2 separate regions of the Homo sapiens genome follow, and region 1 is linked to region 2. Evidence: read pairs that join two places in POLR2A ChIA-PET (ENCODE). Cell type or tissue: IMR-90. All regions are shown on one strand. Each heading gives the region's core, and the rest is flanking DNA. Links, peaks and the distances in the headings are about the cores only.

Region 1 (11,661 bases), core at 3,027-8,026, 89 kb after region 2:
CCTTTCAAATAGTAAAAAAAAAAAAAAATTAGCATCTATGACTTCTAACAAAGAACCATTGATATGATGGCTTTAGGCCGGACGCGGTGGCTCACGCCTGTAATCCCAGCACTTTGGGAGGCCGAGGCGGGCAGATCACAAGGTCAGGAGATTGAGACCATCCTTTGAATGGTGAAACCCCGTCTCTACTAAAGATACAAAAAATTAGCCGGGCATGGTGGCGGGCGCCTGTAGTCCCAGCTACTTGGGAGGCTGAGGCAGGAGAATGGCGTGAACCCAGGAGGCGGAGCTTGCAGTGAGCCGAGATTGCGCCCCTACACTCCAGCCTGGGCGACAGAGCGAGACTCCGTCTCAAAACAAACAAACAAAAAAAACGATGGCTTTATTTACCAAAATTCTGTCTTTGTGCAATGTTTTCAAGTATATGGTACGTGGATATTTTAGGGCTGTCTGTGGTTTGTTCTCAAAAGTGTTTACATACGTTTACATTAGGAGGAAGGGGCATAGTGTTATACCCAAGCCTCTTAAGAACTACTGCATGGCTTGGGACTGAGTTTCCACCACTTCTTAGTAGTCTGACATTAAAGAAATTTCTTACTTTGCTGGAGCCTAAGTTCCCTGGGTAAAATAGAGGTAATAACATCTACCCTCCTAGGTGGCCTGAGGATTAGAGGTAGCGCACATTTCAACAGGCAGCCCTCATCTCCTCAATTCCTCAGATCCACAGTTATTCCGTTTCCTGGCCCCAAAAATCTAGTCACTCAAACAGATGATTTGAGCACTTCCCATTATCGTTCTGAATGAAGTGGATCCCACATGGAGCAAGAGTGAGGGTGCCGTCCCTACAGTAGCCCCCTCTGTTGTGATAGCGAGTTCTCCTTGCCCCTTTCTGGAGGCCCCCTCCACTGACTCAGGGCCTTGCTTGCTTTGCCCAGCAGATGGACCGAGCGGAGCACAAGGGTGAGCTTCAGACAGACAAGATGATGAGGGCAGCTGCCAAGGATGTGCACAGGCTCCGAGGCCAGAGCTGTAAGGAACCCCCAGAAGTTCAGTCTTTCAGGTAAGCAGAGGGCCCCGGCAGCCCCCCATCCCTTTCTCAGCCAACCCACGGCCTTAGTCTTCTGTCTGTGGTCTTACTGCTCTCATCCCTTGCTCACAGAGCACTGGCTTTCCCTGTAACAGATGTTCATCCTCCGCCAAGCCATCCCTGGCGATCCATGAGCTCTGCAGCGCTCTTCCCTTGGCTGTCTTTATCAGTCCCCACACAACTCGAGCTAATTTGTTAGATCCTCTTGTTTAATGAATGAGCCACCTGCTCCAGCCTTTCCTCGTAGTGTTTTCCTTACTGGTAATTGTGGAGGGTTGGCTGAATGATAAATAAACCTAGGGGTGATGGATGCTCGCTGGGCCTCCCTGGCTCTGCCTGCCACCTGCTAGGATCTCAGGGAGGTGCTATCTTGCCATGCTGGACCCGGGTGTATTCTCGGAGGGTCCCGAATGCCATTTGGCCTGGGCCTCCCATCCACAGAGGCCCTAGCGTTTAGACTTCTGATGTCCTCTCAAACAAGGTACACATGTTTGTGTATGTGCTTTAAAAAAAAAAAAATTCCTTTGTGGAATATAAACATTTAAAATGTATATTTGTACAACTATCTTTGGGCATCTCTTAACTTTTTAACAAATTGAGAATCTGAAACAAACAAACATTAGAAGTGGCCCAAGGGTCCTTTTAAACTGAGAAGCCTCTGACTGGATTTGAACTAAGAGTCATCGTTCATGCTAATGGTCTTTTAAAGCAGTGGTTCTCAACCAGGGGTGATTTCTCCCCTTCCCCCTGGAACATTTGGCAATGAGCTTACGTTTTGGGTTGTCATAACTGGAGGTCAAGGATACAGCCAGCATCTAGAGGGTAAGAGGCCAAGGACGTTGCTAAACATTCTGCAGCGAATGTATAGGACAGCTCCCACGACAAAGAATTATCCTGCCCAGAATCTCTGTAGAGCGAGGTTGAAAACCCCTGCTCTAAAGGGATGGCCTCTCTTATAGGGAGAAGATGGCATTTTTCACCCGGCCTCGGATGAATATCCCAGCTCTCTCTGCAGATGACGTCTAATCGCCAGAAAAGTATTTCCTTTGTTCCACTGACCAGGCTGTGAACATTGACTGTGGCTAAAGTTATTTATGTGGTGTTATATGAAGGTACTGAGTCACAAGTCCTCTAGTGCTCTTGTTGGTTTGAAGATGAACCGACTTTTTAGTTTGGGTCCTACTGTTGTTATTAAAAACAGAACAAAAACAAAACACACACACACACAAAAACAGAAACAAAAAAAACCAGCATTAAAATAATAAGATTGTATAGTTTGTATATTTAGGAGTGTATTTTTGGGAAAGAAAATTTAAATGAACTAAAGCAGTATTGAGTTGCTGCTCTTCTTAAAATCGTTTAGATTTTTTTTGGTTTGTACAGCTCCACCTTTTAGAGGTCTTACTGCAATAAGAAGTAATGCCTGGGGGACGGTAATCCTAATAGGACGTCCCGCACTTGTCACAGTACAGCTAATTTTTCCTAGTTAACATATTTTGTACAATATTAAAAAAATGCACAGAAACCATTGGGGGGGATTCAGAGGTGCATCCACGGATCTTCTTGAGCTGTGACGTGTTTTTATGTGGCTGCCCAACGTGGAGCGGGCAGTGTGATAGGCTGGGTGGGCTAAGCAGCCTAGTCTATGTGGGTGACAGGCCACGCTGGTCTCAGATGCCCAGTGAAGCCACTAACATGAGTGAGGGGAGGGCTGTGGGGAACTCCATTCAGTTTTATCTCCATCAATAAAGTGGCCTTTCAAAAAGAATCTTCCTCTTGCTCTCTTTTTCTTTCCTACCCCTCACTTCATCTGTTTCCCTGATTTTTGACTCTCCCCTTTCCAGTCATTTCTTTCCCACCCATCCGCAGTCCTGGAAACATTTATTTTTTCTTTTGCCCACTGTTTTCATTTGCTCATTAAATTAAAATGACTGCTCGGCTCATTGGGAATCCACATCCCCAAGTTAGACTGGGGATATGCTCTCTGTACTGTCTCCTTCTATGGAATTCCACCCCACCCAGAGAGAGATGACTTCACAGTTTGTTCATATGAGCATCATCCCATGTCGTCCCCAACCCAGGGGCTGGTAGGTGCTACAGCTTGTGCTTCATGCTGCTCCTGTGGCCCCTATTCCTACCCAGCTCAGAGCTTTGCAGGGTCTACTGCAGACAATCAGAAGTCAGTTTCTAACAAATAGCAACAGCCACAAATCTCTTCCTCCTTCCTCTCTGACATTACCCTGTGCAACTTTTCTCAAAGTCTGTTGCACCACTCAGCAAAGCAAGTTGCACCAGCTATATCAGAATCACCTGGGGCAGCCTATTAAAAATGCAGACTGTTGAGACCATCCTGGCTAACACGGTGAAACCCTGTCTCTACTAAAAATACAAAAAATTAGCCGGCCGTGGTGGCGGGCAGCTACTCGGGAGGCTGAGGCAGGAGAATGACCTGAACCTGGGAGGCAGAGCTTGCAGTGAGCTGAGATTGTGCCACTGCACTCCAGCCTGGGTGACAGAGCAAGACTCCGTCTCAAAAAAAAAAAAAAAAGAAAAATGCAGACTGGCTGGCGCGGTGGCTCATGCTTGTAATCCCAGCACTTTGGGAGGCTGAGGCGGGCAGATCAACTGAGATCGGGGGTTCGAGACCAGCCTGATCAACATGGAGAAACCTGGTCTCTACTAAAAATACATAATTAGCTGGGCGTAGTGGCGCATACCTGTAATCCCAGCTACTTGGGTGGCCAAGGCTTGAACCCAGGAGGCGGAGGTTGCGGTGAGCCGAGATGGCGCCATTGACTCCAGCCTGGGCAACAAGAGCGTAACTCCATCTCAAAAAAATAATAATAATAAAAATAAAATGCAGACTGTCAGGTCCTCTCTAGACCCACTGAACTATCCCGCCCACCCTGGGACGGTCCCCAGTGCCAGTGTTTTACCCATGTTCCCTCTGTAAGTCTTATGCACACCGCAATTTGAGAGCCCCACTGGTATAAAGTGAGTGAAACCCAGGCAGAGACAGGCAAAATGGTGAGGCCCGCATCCTATTGGTGAGTCACACAGGGAACGCTGAAATTCATGGCCTTCTCCAGGCTACTGGGAACCCATGGGCGGTGATGGAGGGAGTGGTGCCACCTTCACTTGCTGCTGAGGCTCTTCCCCCTCTCCCCAGCATACTCCTTACCTGGCTGTCTCTCCTCATGTATAAGGAACCTATAGTGGTGTAGAATCTACTCTTCTTCCCCCTGTGGCTTCCAGGCCCCCCTGTATAGCTGCTATCCAGCCCGATTTCTCACCACTGGCCCAGGGCTTCCTCCTGCCCCGTGGCTTCACGTCTCTGAACACATCAATCTCTGATGTTCTCTCTCCTTCCATTGAATTCCACCAGACACATTCAGGGTTTACTTCGTAATGTCTTCATATGAGTATCAATCAACACCTTCCCCAACTCAATTGTACTAGGTTGTAGAGCACAAGGATGGTCTCGTGCTGCTCTGTGGCACCTGTGCCTACACTCCTCTGAGCTTTGAGGAGGCTGCTCTCTTTGCTGACCCCATGATCTTTTCTGCCCTTCTGTTAAGGGCATTGGCCACAGCAACGGGGCAAATGCCCCAAGCTGGCTGTAAGTGACCCATCCCTTTGGCTCCCATGATTAGACCAAGGAGAGGCATGGGGTCCAGCTGAGCCATTCAGAACCATTCCTTAGCATTTTCCACTCAAAGGTTAGAGATGAGATTTTCTCTTCCCAAGGCTACCTCTGGCCATGGTTCCAGCTTCATGGGGGCAATGGGATTAGGAAAATGAGGTCAACCTGCAAAGGAAAGCAGATGCAAGAGATGGAGACAGAATGGGGGTGTCCTGGGGATCTTGGAGCCTGAATTCATTGGCACAAAAGGCAGCAGCATCCTCACTGTATCTGCAGTCCATTTGGACTCAATAAAAACTTTGAAAGTCACATGTGTTATGGAATTCCTTCTCAGTGACACATTCATCTGTGCTCAGTTGTCCCAGCAAGGGTCAGCCCCTCATACCCCTGCAGCATCCGCTGCTATGAAGCAGAGCTGTAAACGCCCTCCCTGTGTATAGGAAAAGCTACATGGAGCAAATCCTCCTGCCTGAAGAAGTGCATCTCAGCATCACTTCAGCTGTCGGGGCATTTGTGGGGAGAACCAGACCACCTCTGCGGAAGGCAGCAGACCCTCTTCCAGCCATGGATGGAGTTGAATTCTCTATAAACGGTTCACCAGCAAACCACCAATACATTCCATTGTTTGCCTAGAGAGAAATTTAAAAATAAATAAATGTTCACTTATAATTGTGCATGTGTCTTTTCCAGGACCTTCAGGAAACAAAGCCGGGAAATGTGAAATGACCCCCTCAAGCTCACATAAATAATAAATGGCTACAGCTAGGATGCTAATTCCATCTTTCAACTCCAAAATCTCTATTTTCTTTCAGCTCCAGCTTCTGTTTCACGGTGGCGTTACCACAGCACACCACATGAGGCCCTAATTGTAGAGCCGTAGAATCCTTGGTCTTGAAGAATGAAGTCACAAATTCCTGTGGTTTCTCTGCACAGGGTGGGGAGAAAGGCAGGATACTAGGATACTACTCTGAAAAAAGACAGCAAACCTCACTGGGTTTGGTCCTCCCACTCCTAAAGGCAACGGTTGCCTTTGAGTACAGACCTTTTTGCAATATGCACATGTGCTTTCTGTATCTCAAGAAGGCTAATGACTAAGATTCTTCTAGTTAACTATCCCCTTGCTAAGCAGTCTCCAGCCACGCTGGCCTTTCTTTTTCTCCTTCCCTCCACCAGCACTTTGCAGTCCTAATTCCTTCTGCCTGGTGCACTCTTCCTCCATGTCTTCACATCGACTTCACATAGCCAGCTTCTTCTCACCCTTCAGGTCTCAGCTGGAGCCTCACCCCTCAAGATCCCTCTCCACCCTGGAGCATAAGTTCTTAAAGCAGGGACCTCATTTGCCTTGTTTTTGTTAGGTCTGATGTAGAGTGGGTTCTTAATATTTGTGAAATGAATTGAATGAATGGATGTGATGAAAAATCTGCCTCAAAGGTGTATTTAGTCTCTACATCTTTGTCATTCTAATCAGGAAGCCGGAAAGGCTCTGTGTAGAACAGAAGTACTAAAAGCTGGTTTTGTCAGGTGCCAGGGTGCAGACCCCCCTCCCATCCAGCTCAGGACATCACCCCCTGCCCCCAAACACACTTGTGACTCCACAGCATAAAGAAGCGGAAGTGATTGGGAGCTAACACACACATAATGTTTAAATTCGCTGAAGAGCCAGGCATGGTGGCAGTGAGCCGGGATCACGCCACTGCACTCCAGCCTGAGCAACAGAGTAAGACTCCATCTCAAGGAAAAAAAAAAGGTGTCTGGTATCTTATCTCGATAAGATATCTACTCATTCATACAACTATGTAGTATTCCACTGAATGGATGTGCCATCAGTTAATTGACGGACACGTCTGTTGTCACCAGTCACTTGCTTTGACAGTGCCTAATTTCTCTCTTTGTCTATACATCCTTTCGCACATGTATGAATATGTCAGTAGATAAATTACTGCCCTCATTCTTGAAATGCACTATTAGACTCCCAGGTAAAACTGTAACATACCTCTCCGTCTCCATTGCTTGAAGGGCAGTAGAAAAAGATGAGACTCTGGAAAAGAGAAGTCCTGAGTGCCATGTCCACACTGCACCTACCTCCAACTCCAGGACTTTGAGCAAGATGAGATGCCTTCCCTTCTTCATTGAGTGAGGTGAAGATTCAATGAGATTAGGTAGAGGAGAGATGTACGTTGCTAATGGATGGTAGGAAAATTGTTATATTCTAGTAGGGAGTATTTTCTAGTTGTTATATTCTAGATGATTCTGGGAATAACTAAACCTTACGAGTTTGGCCTACACCTTTGGTAAGGTTTTTCTCAGGGCCCTTGGGACTGAATAAATGTATTTTTTTTATTTTTATTTTCTTGGGACAGAGTCTCGCTCTGTCACCCAGGCTGGAGTGCAGTGGTGTGATCTCAGCTCACTGCAACCTCCGCCTCCTAGACTCAAGTGATTCTCCTGCCTCAGCTTCCCAAGTAGCTGGGACTACAGACATACACCACCACGTCTGGCTAATTTTTGTATTTTTAGTAGAGACAGGGTTTCACCATGTTGGCCAGACTAGACTTGAACTCCTGACCTCAACTGATCTGCCCGCCTCAGCCTCTCAAAATGCTGGAATTACAGGCGTGAGCCATGGCACTGGCCTGAATAAATGTATTTAGGAGAATGTGGTAAGTAATAAATTTGCAACCAACCACAGAGTAGCTGATAAATATACATGAAGCTAATTAGAGTAACAAAAGAACACAAGCTTGCCATTGCAGTACTTTTTACCATTTGCATTTATGTATTTGATTCTTTAGTTTTATCTGTCTGTTTATTAGGATGTTGGAGACACAGGGCAGGCACCATGCATATCTTGTTCACTATTTTAGCCCTGGGGCCATGACAGTCCCTGACAGATGGCAGACCCTCCAACACTTGTTCAGTGAGTGAATTAAGCTAAGACCAAAGTTCTAATTCCAATCCTGCCAAGTACCAACACGAATGTGGGCACACACTTCCAAATGGTTTTCAACCCTCTCTGCAGGCTGCTATGACAACAAGTGACTGGATGCACTGTTTCCCCAGAGGGAGGCATAAGTGTATGATTGGTGACAGGAGATAATGTTAGGTGGTACATGGGTGAATTTTTATATTTATAGTCATATTTGTTTTAATATACATAATATATAACTTGTCCATCAAACCCATGCTTTCACAGATATTACTGTTTAAGATGAGGATAAGTAAATATTTAAGTTAATAAAGTGAATCAATTTAAAGAAAAATATGTACTTAGGTGAAACAAAGAAATGGCAAAAATAGTGATGATGAAAACATCTGGGGCCGGGCGCAGTGGCTCACGCACCCTGGGTGGGCCTTCCCACCACCCTTGTGATAGGAGGGAGAGGGAAAAAGAGAGGTTTTCAAGGATCAGGGGACCTGCCTCCTCCTAGGTCAGGGCTTTGTCTCAGCCCCACCCCTCCCTAGGAGAGTCACCGTGTGCTTGGGGGCATTCTCACTGTGCATAGGAGAGTGCACAGCTGAGGCAGGAGAATTGCTTGAACCTGGGAGGCGGAGGTTGCAGTGAACCGAGATCGTGCCACGGCACTCCAGCCTGGGCAATGGAGTGAGACTCTGTCTCAAAGAGCGTGCCCTCTCCCAGAGCCTCAGGATGGGAGCCTAGTGTCTTTTTTGAAAAAAATTAGACTTAGTTTTCAATTATTATGTAAGTAATTGATACACATCATTAAGTAAAAATGATAGGAGGCCATGGTTTTGGACTAAGCTCCTGCACCAGGCCCCAACAGACCAGACTAAAAATCAGAATGGAGTCACCCATGCTCAAGTTTCATGTCACCAAACCTAAACTAAGTTACCTGACCTTCAGGGAAATCGGGAGAGAGAGAACACCCAATTTCCCAGACAGGTCCTTTGAAGCCTTCAGTCCTTCAGTCATGAAGAAGTTCCCTCTGCCTTAATCCTTACAGGCAAAAAGGTAGCCTGAAGGAAACTGTCGTTAACTACGCAGTTATTTTTCTATTATTCTATTATGTCCCTATCTTATGAGAAAAGTAACTTTGAAAGGACTAATACATCCTGTTCTTAGCTTCTGCTTCCTTCAGGCCTTCTCTATGAAGCCAGCCTATTCTGCTCAGCGCTTTGGAACACTGATTCTATTTCATGGACCGAAGCATTGCCCAATTGTAGAATTGCAATAAAGCCAACTGAGATCTTTAAATTGGCTATAATTCATCCTTTGGCAATACAGTAAAAAAAAAAAATTCTCACAATTCTGTAGAAGGGTATGAGATATACAATAAAAGACACCCCCACCCTCTGCAATCTACCACTCACAGTAGTTTATCTGGTGGTTTCCACTTTTTAACAATGGTCTGGGCCAGGTGCAGTGACTCACTCCCGTAATCCTAGCACTTTGGAAGGTCGAGGCGGGCAGGTTGCCTGAGCTCAGGAGTTCAAGACCAACCTGGGCAACACAGTGAAACCCCTGTCTCTACTAAAATACAGAAGAAATTAGCCGGGTGTGGCGGCATGCGCCTGTAGTCCCAGCTACTCGTTTGGCTGAGGCAGGAGAATTGCTTGAACCCATGAGGCAGAGGTTGCAGTGAGCCGAGATCATGCCGCTGCACTCCAGCCTGGGTGACAGAGCGAGACTCTGTCTCTAAAAAAATAAATAAATAAAATTTAAAAATAAAATAATGCTCAGTAGGCCAGGCACGGTGGCTCATGCCTGTGATCCTAGCACTTTGGGAGGCCAAGGCAGGTGGATCACCTGAGGTCAGGAGTTTGAGACCAGCCTGGCCAATATGGTGAAACCCCTTCTCTACTAAAAATACAAAAATTAGCCAGGCGGGGTGGTGTGGGCCTGTGGTTCCAGCTACTTGGGAAGCTGAGGCAGGAGAATTGCTTGAACCTGGGAGGCGGAGGTTGCAGTGAACCAAGATTGTGCCACTGCACTCCACCTCTGGGCGATAGAGTGAGACTCTGTCTCAAAAATAAATAAAATAAAATAAAAATGGCCTGTATTATTTTTATTCATCATCTTCAGTAAGACCTCTCCACTCATCACCATAAAGATGAGGACATTATGGCACATACTTACCCTTTCTCCTTCCCAGCCACAACTTCTAATTTTTCTTAGTTACATTATTATTTTTATATAGTTTAAAAAAGGGTATCACATTTACGCACTGCTCTGTAATCATGTAATCCTAAAGCTTCCTCTGCTGTGAGTTGATTTAGAAAGTTAAAAACTAGTAAACAGCATTTACAGATTGATGGGGAAATCAACATTATTCCCTATGGAAACAAGTAGTGTGTGATCAGAGCTGGGTCATTAAAACTTTACCACTAGAAGGAAAATTTAAGGTTCCAGTCATTCTTTCCCTCCCCATAGCTTTTTTCATTTCTTCCTAGTCAGTTCATTTTCTCTTGAGAAGTAAAACCAAAATCCTAAGCCCCATGACGGACTGAATGGATGTCCTATCCTGTTGGCCAAGGAGAGCCCGGGACGGCATCTGGAGGTGGGACACACCTCCTTATACCCCCGCCCTCCCTAGCTTCCAGTAGGCATTCTTTCCTAAAATCTAAACAGAAACCAGACCTTTGGAAAGCCTGGCTTCACCGCTGATTTCCACCAACTCCCCCTCCCTTTTGCCATTTCACCACAACAACCAACATGCATTCCTTCCTGATAAGAGGCCACCCACCACTGAATGGTTCTGGCCAGTTTACAACGGATGTGCAGGGAGGGTTTTCATATCCTCCCCTTCGCCTTTTGACATCAGAGGCCCAGAAGCTCCACCCTCAGATCATGGTAAGGACACCATGTTTTGTACAGGGGTCCCATGAAGGGGCATGAAGCTCAGTTGCGCAGGCACACGTTTCTCCTTTCATAGATATTAGTGACCCCTCCTACAGCTTATTAAATATATATATTTGGCCACCTGCTCAGCACACATTCTTTTTTCCTCTGCCCTTCCCTCAAAGTGCATGTTTTCAGCTACTGGCTGGAGGCTACACTTTCCAGCCTGTCAGAGTGGCCACCTGCAGCATGCAACTCTTTATGTGAAATAAAGCTGTCCTCTCCAAATTTATGAACCTCATCATTCTTCTCTTGACTCTTTTTTTTTTTTTTTAAGACAGTCTCACTCTGTTGCCCAGGCTGGCGTGCAGTGGTGCGATCTCAGCCCACTGCAACCTCCACCTCTGGGTTCAAGTGATTCTCCTGCCTCAGCCTCCTGAGCAGCTGGGATTACAGGTACCCGCCACCACTCCCGGCTAATTTTTGTATTTTTGGTAGAGATGGGATTTCACCATGTTGGCCAGGCTGGTCTCGAACTTCTGACCTCATGATTTGCCCACCTCTGCCTCCCAAAGTGCTGGGATTACAGGCGTGACCCACCATGCCCAGCCACTTGACACTCTTAACCCATGTCCTCATTTTTAGACTCCTAATCCACCAGCAAGTTCTGCCAATTCTGTCTCTAAAATATATCATAAATCTATCCATTTTTTTTTCTGCTACCATTTTGATTTATCATTGCTGACCTGAACTTCTTGGAATTCTGAGATCAAGGTCCTGGCAGGTAGGGTCAGTGTCTTCAGAGGACTCTTTCCTTGGCCACTTTCTCCCTGTGTGTTCACATGGTCTTACCTCTGTGTGTGTCTGTATCTGCGTCCTAATCTCCTCTTATGAGGACACCAGTCATGTTGAGTTAGGGCCCATCCTCATGACCTCTTTTTTTTTTTTTTTTTTTTTGAGATGGAGCCTCTCTCCATCACCCAGGCTGGAGTGCAGTGGCGCGATCTCAGCTCGCCACAACCTCTGCCTCCCAGGTTCAAGTGATTCTCCTGCCTTAGCCTCCTGAGTAGATGGGATTACAGGTGCATGCCACCACACCCAGCTAATTTTTGTATTTTTAGTAGAGATGGGGTT
Region 2 (11,661 bases), core at 3,407-8,406:
AACATATGAAAAAATGCTCCACATCCGTGATCATCAGAGAAATGCAAATCAAAACCACAGCGAGATACCATCTCACACCAGTCAGAATGGCTGTTATTAAAGAGTCAAAAAACAACAGATGCTGGTGAGGATGTGGAGAAAAGAGAACACTTATATGCTGTCAGTGGGAATGTAAATTAGTTCAGCCACTGTGGAAAGCAGTTTGGAGATTTTTCAAAGAACTTAGAACTACCATTCAACCCAGCAGTCCTATTACTAGGTATATATCCAAAAGGAAAGATATCACTCTACCAAAAAGACACATGCACTCATATGTTCATCACAGTACTATTCCTAATATCAAAGACATGGCATCAACCTTAGTGCCCATCAGCAGTGGATTGAATAAAGCAGATGTGGTACATATACACCATGGAATACTATACAGTCATTAAAAAGAAAAAATCATGTCCTTTGCTGCAACATGGATGCAGTTGGAGGCCATTATTCTAAGCAAATTAATACAAGGACAAACACTCAAATACCACTTGTTCTCACTTTATTTTTTTGAGAGTGGGAGCTAAACAATGGGTACTTATCGACATAAAAGATGGCAGCAATAGGCACTAGGGGCTACTAGAGAGGGTAGGGAGATGGGGGCAAAGGTTGAAAAACTACCTATTAGGTACTATGCACAGTATACCCCAAACCTCAGCATCATGCAATACATCCATGTAACAAACATGCACAGGTACCCCCTGAATCTAAAATTTAAAAGTTAAATTTTTTAAAAAGGGAAAAATAAAACACATAATGGAAGTACCATAATGCTTCCTATTGCCAACCTTTTGGTTTATTTTCATTTATTATTTTAAATAGCACTCAGGGAAGACTCTTTGTGTATGTTACTTTCTTTGTGATAATTTCCTGAAAATTCATTTCCAAGTATAGGATTTTGAAGTCAAAGTTATAAATACCTTGGGAGCTTTTAGTATATATTGCTAGATTGGTGAATATTTCCAAAAGATTATATCAGCTTGTATTGCCACAAGACATGAGGGTACTGTTTTCCTCAGACCTTCATCAGTATGGGGCTATGTTCGTTTCTTTTGACTTTTGATACATATATCATAGGTTTAAACTCTTACTTCATTGTTTTGAATTTGCACTCCTTTGCATAGTAACAAGGTTGAATATTCTCCAGATGTTTTTAAGAGAATTGCTTTTGTTGTTGCTAAGGCCCTTGGAAAATGCAGTATTGTTAGCGGCGTGGGTGTGTATGCAGTGTGGAGAAAACAGGTGTGTGGCAAGTGTAGGAAGGGATGGGTGTATGGAGAACTCATGAGTGTGCTGCCATGTGTGCTGTGTGGAGAATGTGTATGGCGTGTGTTTGTAGGGAGAGGTTTAGAGCATGGAGCAGAAGAAAGTGGAGAAGTGGTTCTCAATGATGCCTGCACTAGAGCAGATACAAGTTTGGAAAGTAGCTGCTTTTGGAAAGAGGGATATGAGGGAGATGTTTTATGTAGGAAATTTTATAGTGCACTGAATTATTAAGCTATATCTATGTATACTTTTAATTAAAACAAGAACTAAAATGTAGTAGTGGCCAAGATGATCTCAAAGGGCCTGCCAGTTACAAAGTTACCTATTTTGGTAAGATGGACTTGAGGAAGGGTAGTGTCAGCAGAAGGGGCTGGGCTGTCGGAGGACCCCCTCAGGGTGTGACAGTTCAGAACTAACGGCATTAACACAACTCTTTTTTTTATTTTTTTGAGACGGAGTTTCACTCTTGTCACCCAGGCTGGAGTGCAATGGCGCGATCTTGGCTCACTGCAACCTCTGCCTCCTGGGTTCAAGCGATTCTCCTGCCTCAGTCTCCTGAGTAGCTGGGATTACAGGCATACACCACCACACCCAGCTAATTTTTGTATTTTTAATAGAGATGGGGTTTCGCCATGTTGGTCAGGCTGGTCTTGAACTCCTGACCTCAAGTGATCCACCTGCCTCGGCCTCCCAAAGTGCTGGTATTACAGGCATGAGCCACTGCATCCAGCCAACACAGCTCTTTAGAACCATGTAAAGAACTTTTAAAAGGCCCAATGCCCTTGAAGGATAATCTTTTCAACAGTTGTTGGTACAACTGGTATCCATATGGAAAAAAAATAGGCCACCACTTCTACCTTTGCCTCACACCATGTGTAAAACTAAACTCAAAATAGATCATAGACCTAAACATAAAAGCTAAAATTATAAAACATCTAGAAGAAAACATAGGAGAAAATCTGCAAGATTTTATGATAGGCAAAGATTTTTTTGGACAAGTCATAAAAAGCACTAACCAGAAAAGAAAAATTAATAAATTTGGTTTCATCAAATTAAAATCTTTGTTCCTCAAAAGACATTATTAAGAAACTGAAAAGACAAGCCACAGATAAGGAGACAATATTGCAATACATATCTCTAACAAAGAACCATATTCCAAGTATGTAAAGACGTCCTACAACTTAACAGTAAGAAGCAGCTGGCACAGTCGCTCATGCCTGTAATCCCAGCACTTCAGGGTGCTGAGGTGGAGGGTCACTTGAGCCCGGGAGTTCACGACCAGCCATAGCAAAACATAAGGCAGCACAGGGCAACACAGTGAGACCTCATCTCTACAAAAATAAAAATACAGAATCAGCTGGGGCATGGTGGTACATGCCAAGTAGTCCCAGCTACTTGGGAGCCTGAGGCTGGAGGATCACTTTAGCCCAGGAGTTGAAGACCAGCCTGGACAGCATAGTGAGACCCCCATCTCAAAAAAATAAAAAAATAAAATTCCAACGAGGTATCATTACATACCCACTATAATGACTAAAATGAGGAAAAAAATAACAATACCAACTGCTAGCAAGGATGTGGAAGAACTAGAATTCTGATACACTGCTGGTGAGAATGTAAAATGGTACAACCAGTTTGGAAAAGTTTGCCAGTTTCTTATGAAATTCGACATATACTTGCGAAGTATAATCCAGCAATTCTACCCCTGGTATTTTTGTCCAAGAGAAGTGAAAACATGCCCACACGAAGACTTAGAGTATTCATCATAATAATCCCTAACTGGAAGCAAACTAACAATTTATCACAAAGACAATGTGATGTATTCATACAATAGAATATTATTCAGCAATAATAAGAAATGTACAACAGATACAGCAATAGGAATGAGTCTCAAAAACCTTCTGCTTAGTGAAAGAACCAAGGCCCTAAGAGCAAATAACTGTGTGAGTCCATGCATGTGAAGTTCTAAAACAGGCAAACTGGGAGAGGGGGTGAGTAGAGGAAATTGCCTGGGAGCGTCCAGGGGATCATTGGGGTAAAGGAAATACTCTCAGAAATGTAACAAATTGATGCCCACTTCACACTGTAGATCAATTCAGTGGAAATCTCTCGGGTGATTCCAGTGTGCAACCAGTTTGAGAACCAGTTCTGGTGTGAGTTTGTGTGTTGTTTTTGTCTGTTCGTGCACCCATCTATTCTTATTGGTTTACAAAAGAGACCATGAGCCACAAAAAATGGTCGCCAAGCCACCTGGCTTGGCCAGACCTTCAGGTAAGGGTCTCATATACCTTTATAGTTTTACAGAGCAGTGCTGAGGTCTAAGGCCAAAGGGAAGGTGCCCGTTCCAGATGAAATCCAGAACACTGTGGGAGGGTCCACCTAGGTGTCGCTTAGGGAACTGGACACGGGCCCAGCATTTCAACCAGCACCTGGGCAGGCGATTCCACCTGGAGCCCGCATCGCACCTGCCAGCCTCAGTGACCAATCGGCCCATGTGTTTGTCATCTCTTAAACACCGGTTCTCACCTTGGGTGGCACACTGGAATTATTTGGGGAGCTTTGTAAATCATCATTGCTTTATTCTCACTCCCAGAGATTGGGATTTGATTGATCTGGAGTAGGATTGAAATTTTTAAAAAATTCTCCCGGGTGATTCTAATGTTCAACCAGGGGCTCTCAGCTATATCTGCACCAGAGTCACCCAGAGAAGCTTTAAAAACTGTCAATACCTGAGCCCCACTCCTGGAAATTCTAATTTAAGTGTTCTTCGGGGGGTGGGGTGGGGTTCAGGCTTTTTTTTTTTTTTTGAAGCTTCTCTGCTAATTCTAATATGCAGCAAAGACCCAGAATCACTGGATGAGGCACTGACTTTTAAAAAGAAAAAAAAAAAAGCAATTTCACTGAGAATGTGGGGGGAGGCACTCATGTATGCTGTTTTTGAGAACAGAAATTACCTGCCTTTGGAAGGTAATTTGGTAATATCTATTAAAATTGTAAGTGTGTGTACCCTCTGATCTAGTAGTTTCTCTTTAAGAAACCTATCCCACAGAATTAATAGCACAAATTCATAGACATATGTTTTTAAGAACCCTTACTGCAGCATTGAATGTAGTAGCAAAAGAACTGAAAACAATTCAAATATTTCCCATCGAGGTCTGGTTAAATAAACCCAAATACCATAGCGTGGAACACTGTACAGGTGTTTAAAAGATGGTGCACCTACAGGCAAAAATGAGCATGCTATATCATTTGGAGATGAAAACAAGTCACAGACCAATATAAATGGCATGGTCCATGTTGCATTAAAGTAACCTTGTATATATAGGCGTGTATGTGTAAACAAAAATTCATGTATAATCAGAAGGCAGTATCTGTGTGAGACTCAACAACAGTTACCTCTGGGCAATGGGATTGGAGAGATGGAAACTCTCTTATTTCACAAACTTGTCATGGTGGAATTGTGGGATTTTTCTTTTTTGTACTTTTCATTATTTTGTGGTGAAAAATCAGATCTTCTAAAAGTTGCAAACTTTAAGAAACATTGCCAGCCTGCTCAAGATAGGCTGAGCTGCTTTTTTCTGTGGGCTGTGCCAGCTGGAGGTGTAGGGCAGATCCCTCAGGGGGACCCACGATTCCTGAACGCCAAGGGAATCCACAGCTGCTGATGGGAGATGGGAACCCACAGCAGCTGTTCTGTAGCCCAGTTTTACAAATTCCATCTCCGCCTTGTTTTTTTGTTTTGTCTTTGTATTATTTTTGCATTTGTTCCTGCCTCTTGTTTGGTTTGAAGGGATGGAAAGCTTTCCTCATGAGGGGCAGTTTTTTGTAGCCACTGTAAGCAGTCTTCAGACCTTACTTTTTTTCTCAGAAAAAGGAGGAGGAAAAGCTTGAAGAATTGCTATTCACAGACGATTCAAAAATTGGTCCTAGGCTGGGCACAGTGCCTCACGCCTGTAATCCCACCACTTTGGGAGGCCGAGGCAGGTAGGTCACCTGAGGTCAGGAGTTCAAGACTAGCCTGGTTAACATGGTAAAACCCTGTCTCTACTAAAAATACAAAAATTAGCTGGGCGTAGTGGCAGGCGCCTGTAATCCCAGCTACTTGGGAGGCTGAGGCAGGGATAATTACTGGAACCCAGGAGGCAGAGGTTGCAGTGAGCCAAGATCACGCCACTGCACTCCAGCCTGGGAGACAGAGCAAGACTCCATCTCAAAAACAAAAAAAAAAAAAGAAAAGAAAAAAGAAAAAGAAAACAACAACAATGAAAACTGATCCTAGGCAATAGTTTGGGTTTTACTTTCACTATCATTTGTTTCCTTTACCTGGCACAAGTGCTTTAGTTTCCTGTTTCCTGGGCAGTAGTGATGCAGGGTTCATTACCCCCTTTAAGAGATACAAAAGTAGATTCAGAGACGTTAAACAGCCTTTCTGTTGTAACACAGCGATTATTGGCAGGAATGAGAACTTGGCCCTGCTGCTTCTTTGATCTTTATTTCACTGGAGATGCTCATTGGACCTGTTTAGGAGGAATGAGAGCTAAAGGGCCTAGATTGGGAGGCATAAACTCCAGTGTTCCCCGGGCTAGGCATATGACATAAATGAATGAAGCAGACCAGGTTTTGACAGATGGGGTGCTGGGATTTCTGACCAGTTGTGAACCCAAGGTGGCCAGAACTTCTGAATGATCAAGAAAAGCCATAAAACAGGATTTTAATGAAGATATCTCTCCATTTTTTACATACCAGTAATCAATTCAGAAGCAATACCTATCTGGAGGCTGGATTCACCACATTGCCCTGATTTTACAATTTCTGGCTTGTTGATCACCCCTAACACCACCCAACAACTGGGGGTGACTGAGGAGTTAATAGTCCATGGGCATTGATTCTTTGACATTATTTTAACCTCTTCCATATCTCGTCAGCTGCTTTTTTTTCAGATCATTAGTGTATATGTTTTTTGTACACATAATTTTGTAAAAAATAAAATATCCTAAAATATCCTGCCACCTAGTTGGTTGTTGATATTTTCCTATTTTCTCATCTTTTTGAGAATGTACATATTGATTTTGATAGATAGTTATTTATTCGGTTTTATGACCTGCATATTATAAGTACCTTTCCATGTTATTAATTTTTCTTCAAAGGTGTTATCTTTATAATAGTGCATTCTGTGAATATAGCATACATATTTGAACACTTATTTCTGTGTGACTTTGAGCAAGTTACTTAACCTCTCTACGTCTCAGTTTTCTCATTGGTATAATGGGGATAGTAATAGAATCTATAAGGTTCGTGTAAGGATTTAAGAAGTGAACATATGTAAAGTTCTTAGAACAGCACTTATCATAGAATCAATGACATGTGCTTGCTACTTCATAATATATTATTATTATGGTTTTGTACAAATATATGACTGAATTTAAATTACTTTTTATAATGAATTACTATAGGGAGAATTATTGGTCAAAGGGTATTAACATTTTAAGGCTCTTAATTTGCATTGTCAGATAGTCTTCTAGTAAGGCTGTTCTAATTCACATTTCCAGCTGGCTATAGGGTACCTATTTCTCCACATCCTCTGAGACATTAGTTATTTTTCTTTCCTTTAGTCTTCACCAAAGGAGATTACCTTGAGCATCTCTAATGTCCTTGAGCCTCTCTGTCTAGATTAGTACTCAAACCTGATCCTTATTCAGGCCGTTCTCAGAGATTGACATTGGGTTTGGAAATTGATCCTGGTTTATTCTTTTTTTTTTTTTTTTTTTTTTCAGACAGAGTCTCATTATGTCATCCAGGCTGGAGTGCAGTGGCACGATCTCAGCTTGCTGCAACCTCCCCCTCCTGGGTTCAAGCAATTCCCCTGCCTTAGCCTCCCAAGTAGCTGGGATTACAGGTGCCTGCCACCATACTGGCTAATTTTTGTATTTTTAGTAGAGACGGAGTTTTACCATGTTGGCCAGGCTGGTCTCAAGCTCCTTGACCTCAAGTGATCCACCTGCCTCAGCCTCCCAATGTGCTGGGATTACAGGCGTGAGCCACCACACCCAACCCCCTGGCTTATTATTTGTTTGACTACTCCAAATGGAGAATCACTGTCATTTAGTAAATGAGTTTGCCCCACTTACATTTATTGTGATTTGTCTATGCATTTTGCTTTTTGTTTTCTGCTAGTGGATACCACAGGCCACCAGCCCAACAGATATTTGTGAGATGCTGACCTAGAATCTCTGGGGTCTGTTCCAGAAACCACTCAGATTGAGGATCCTCGAGTACAATGGCGGCGGGAGCAGGAACATATGCTGAAGGATTACCTGGTGGTGGCCCAGGAGGCTCTGAGTGCACAAAAGGAGATCTACCAGGTGAAGCAGCAGCGCCTGGAGCTTGCACAGCAGGAGTACCAGCAACTGCATGCCGTCTGGGAGCATAAGCTGGGCTCCCAGGTCAGCTGTGAGTACCTCCCACTACCACCACCCCCACCGACACCAACAGAGAATGGCCACACTGAGTTCTGCCAATATTGCTTCTCAAGTCTGCCCATTTCTCTTCACCTCTACTCTTTGTCCAAACCACCATCTTGTTTACTGCTCTTCCTGCTCCTACCTGTGCCTTGCAGTGATTCATTTGCCATTTGCGTTTCATTTTATTTCATTTGTAATCATCTCAGAATGCCAGTCGGATTACATATCTCCTCATTTAAAAGCTTTCAGGGACTAGGGGAATTGGGAATGGGGAATTCTTAGTTAACGAGTACAGAGTTTCAGTTTGGGAAGAAGAAAATTTCTAGAGGTGGATGGTAGTATGTTCACAACAGTGTAAATGTACTTAATGCTACTGAACAATTCACTTAATAAATAGTTAAAATGGTAAATTTTATGTTGAATATATTTACCGCAATTTCAAAACAATCAAATGCCCTTCAGTGGCTTCCCCTCACTCTTTCCATGGCCTATACAGCCCTCCGTGGTCAGGCCCCTGCCAGCCACTCTTGCCTCATCTCATGCCCTCCTCACTAGGCTCCAGATGCACTGAGCCCCCAGCCCCCCTTTCTGTTTCCCTACCCCACCCTGTAATTTTCCACCTCAGTGCCTTAGTATGTGCCGGTCCCCTTCCTAGAATGCTTTGTCACGCATCCATTTGCAAGGCTAAGTCCTTCTCAGTCTTCCAGTCTCATCCTTCAGGTCATCACCTCTGAGAGGCCTGCTCGGACAACTCTATCAGAAGCCTCTCTTCCTCAACTCTAGTCTTGGCCATGGCTGTCTGTTTATTTCCTTCATATCACGTATCACAATACATCTGCTTGTATGTTATCAGTATTTCCTCCACCAGACCATAAAGTTGGTCAGAGTGGGGCTCCTATCCTATCCCTGGTACCCAAAGGAGGAGAGCAAGCATGCCAAAATCCCCTTGTTCTTTTTTTTTTTTTCTTTTTCTTTTTTTTCTTTTGAGACGGAGTCTCGCTCTGTTGCCCAGGCTGGAGTGCAGTGGCGCGATCTCTGCTCGCTGCAAGCTCCGCCTCCTGGGTTCATGCCATTCTCCTGCCTCAGCCTCCAGAGTAGCTGGGACTACAGGCGCCCGCCACCACGCCCAGCTAATTTTTTTTTGTATTTTTAGTAGAGACGGGGTTTCACTGTGTTAGCCAGGATGATCTCGATCTCCTGTCCTCGTGATGCGCCTGCCTCAGCCTCCCAAAGTGCTGGGATTACAGGCATGAGCCACCGTGCCCTCGCTCTGTTGCCCAAGCTGGAGTGCAGTGGCACAATCTTGGCTCACTGTAACCTCCACCTCCCGGGTTCCAGCAATTCTCCTGCCTCAGTTGAGATTACAAGCGTGAGCCACCACGTCCAGCTAAGTTTTGTATTTTTAGTAAAGACAGGGTTTCCCGATGTTGGCCAGGCTGTTCTTGAACTCCTGACCTCAGGTGATCCACGTGCCTCAGCCTCCCAAAGTGCTGGGATTACAGGTGTGAGCCACCATGCCAAGCCTCACTGTTTCTAATAACCAAATTGTTCCTGTATTTATTGAGTCTCTGTTTCATGCCAGACACTCTGCTATAGTCTGAATATGCTATTTCTGTTAATTCTCATAACAGTTCTGTGAGCAAGAACAATTAATATCACCCTTTTACAGATTAGGAAACTGAGGCTTAGGATCAACAATGTGCCCAGGGTCTTACAGCTGGTGAGAGATAGTGGTAACTTGCAAATCCATTCTGTTGTCCCCACAGTATTTTCAGTGTGGGCCAGGCCACAGGGACTAGCATCAGGGCATGGTGTCAGGGTGGCCATGGCTGGGTTGGGCCATTGAACTCTCCCCTAGTGTGAAGCCCTTACTTTGAGAAGTTCTTTCTGCTACCAAGACAGGACAAACCTTGCCAGGGTACTTACTGTCCCAGCCCTCCCTTTTTCCTTAGCAGCTCAGGAAAACCCTCAGGATCTCAGAGGTTATAGAAAAGAACTGTGTTACATTCATTAGCTATTCTGTGTCAAGTAATGTTCTGGAGACTTTTAGAAGGTTTTAGCACTTAATCTGTCTTAGTCGACTCGAGCTGCCATAATAAAATACCATAGATTGGGTGGCTTAAACGTTACACATTTATCTTCTTACAGTTCTAGAGCCTGGACGTCTGAGATTCGGGTACTAGCATGGTCGAGTTCTGGTGAGGGCTGTCTTCCCGGCTTGCAGACAACTGCCTTCTCTAGTGCCTCTTTCTATTAGGGCACTAATCCCATCGTGAGGAGCCTACCCTCAAGACCTCATTTAAGCCTGACTATTTCCCCAAAGCCTCATCTTCAAATACTATCACTTTGGGGATTAGGACATCAATGTATTATATTTATTTGGGAGAGACACAATTCAGTCCGTACCATTTTTGTTAAGACGGTCCTGGAAGGGAGATGTTATTGTCCCTGTTGAACCTCAGGTTTAAAGGGGCAAAGTGATTTCTCTCTCTCTCTCTCTAAAGTCCCACAGTTTGAAAAAGTGTCAGGTGTATATAAAAACAAAAACAAACCTTTGTATTTTGGGGGACAGGATATTTACATGGACCCATAATCACATGTCAGGTAATGAGAATTACCCTACAAATCACTCACTAATTTCAGAAAGATGTACTTTTACATTGGAGAGATGGGCAGCCACCACTTTACGTAGTGGTAAAATTAGCATGACCAATAATGAGACCAGGTGATATCAATGCCTTCTGACGTGATGCAATAAAGATATCATGAAGGATCCCTCACAAGAATATTTCATCTGAATCTAATCAAGAGCACAGCCAGACAAATCCATAATATGGATTATTCTATAAGACAATTAGACTAGGTTTTTTTTTTAAAGCCTAAAGAGGCACACCACCAAATGAAATGTTTGTACCTTGAATTAGAGCCTGAAATGGGGGAAAAGCAGCCATAAAAGACATTCTCAGACAATTGGAGACTTTCCTGAGTTGTGATAATGGAGTTATGAATATGTAGGAGAATGTCTACATAGATTTTATGAAGATGCATGTGGCAACATATCTGCAGCTTATTCCAAAAAAGGTCCAAGAAAAAAAGGAAAGGAAAGAAAATAGGAAAAACTCAGTCGGGCACAGTGGCTCACACCTGTAATCCCAGCAATTTGGGAGGCCGAGGTAGGTGGATCAATTGAGGTCAGGAGTTTGAGACCAGCCTGGCCAACATGGTAAAATCTTCTCTCTTCTAAAAATACAAAAATTAGCTGGGCGTGGTGGCACGTGCCTGTAATCCCAGCTACTCAGGAGGCTGAGGCAGGAGAATTGCCTGAACCTGGGAGGCGGAGGTTGCAGTGAGCCAAGATTGCACCACTGTACTCCAGCCTGGGTGACAGAGCGAGACTCCATCTCAAAAAAAAAAACAAAAAACAAAAACAAATAAATAATTGTCGATGACACATTGATGGCTTTGAATATGGTCCAGATTTTGCCACCATTTCTAATCATGATTAGTAGAGGGCTTATTGTGAACCACCCTAATGAGAGAAAGAAAGAACTGGGGTGGGAAGAGGGATGGCAAGAAGAAGCATGGGAAAATATTTAAAATTCATGGCTCTAAGAGAAGGATATATTGAGATTCATTACATTATTCTTTCAAATTTTCTATAGATAAGAAGTTTCCAAAATTAAAAACTAAAGTTGGGCACTATGAGAATGAAACATTCACATGAGAAGCACTATAGTAGGAGGCCAGGTGTGGTGACTCACTTCTGTAATCCCAGCACTTTGGGAGGCTGAGGCAGGTGGATCACGAGGTCAGGAGATCGAGACCATCCCAGCCAACATGGTGAAACCCTGTCTCTATGAAAAATACAAAAATTAGCTGGGCGTGGTGGCGCATGCCTGTA

Evidence for each region. Peaks named below come from ENCODE experiments on the same cell type or tissue, not always from the same donor. Only the 100,000 strongest peaks of a DNase experiment are listed, where the experiment ranks them.
Region 1: POLR2A ChIA-PET joins it to region 2 with 6 read pairs; 2 of 35 experiments call an interaction of 5 or more read pairs at or near these places.

The regions. Positions count from the first base shown.
Region 1 is chr5:168,466,905-168,478,565 of GRCh38, forward strand. WWC1 (WW and C2 domain containing 1) reads left to right here. Exons shown (of 23, transcript NM_015238.3): 22 at 936-1,060; 23 at 2,047-5,399. The coding sequence ends at 2,113. Among named protein-coding and RNA genes, the nearest start is that of RARS1, 14 kb to the right of the region's middle. In IMR-90, for the core only: a CTCF peak has its summit at 5,588; DNase peaks (open chromatin) are centred at 5,087 and 5,667; H3K27ac peaks cover 704 bases.
Region 2 is chr5:168,377,666-168,389,326 of GRCh38, forward strand. WWC1 (WW and C2 domain containing 1) reads left to right here. Exons shown (of 23, transcript NM_015238.3): 3 at 7,546-7,749. Among named protein-coding and RNA genes, the nearest start is that of WWC1, 92 kb to the left of the region's middle. In IMR-90, for the core only: no CTCF peak of the experiment used is centred there; no DNase peak of the experiment used is centred there.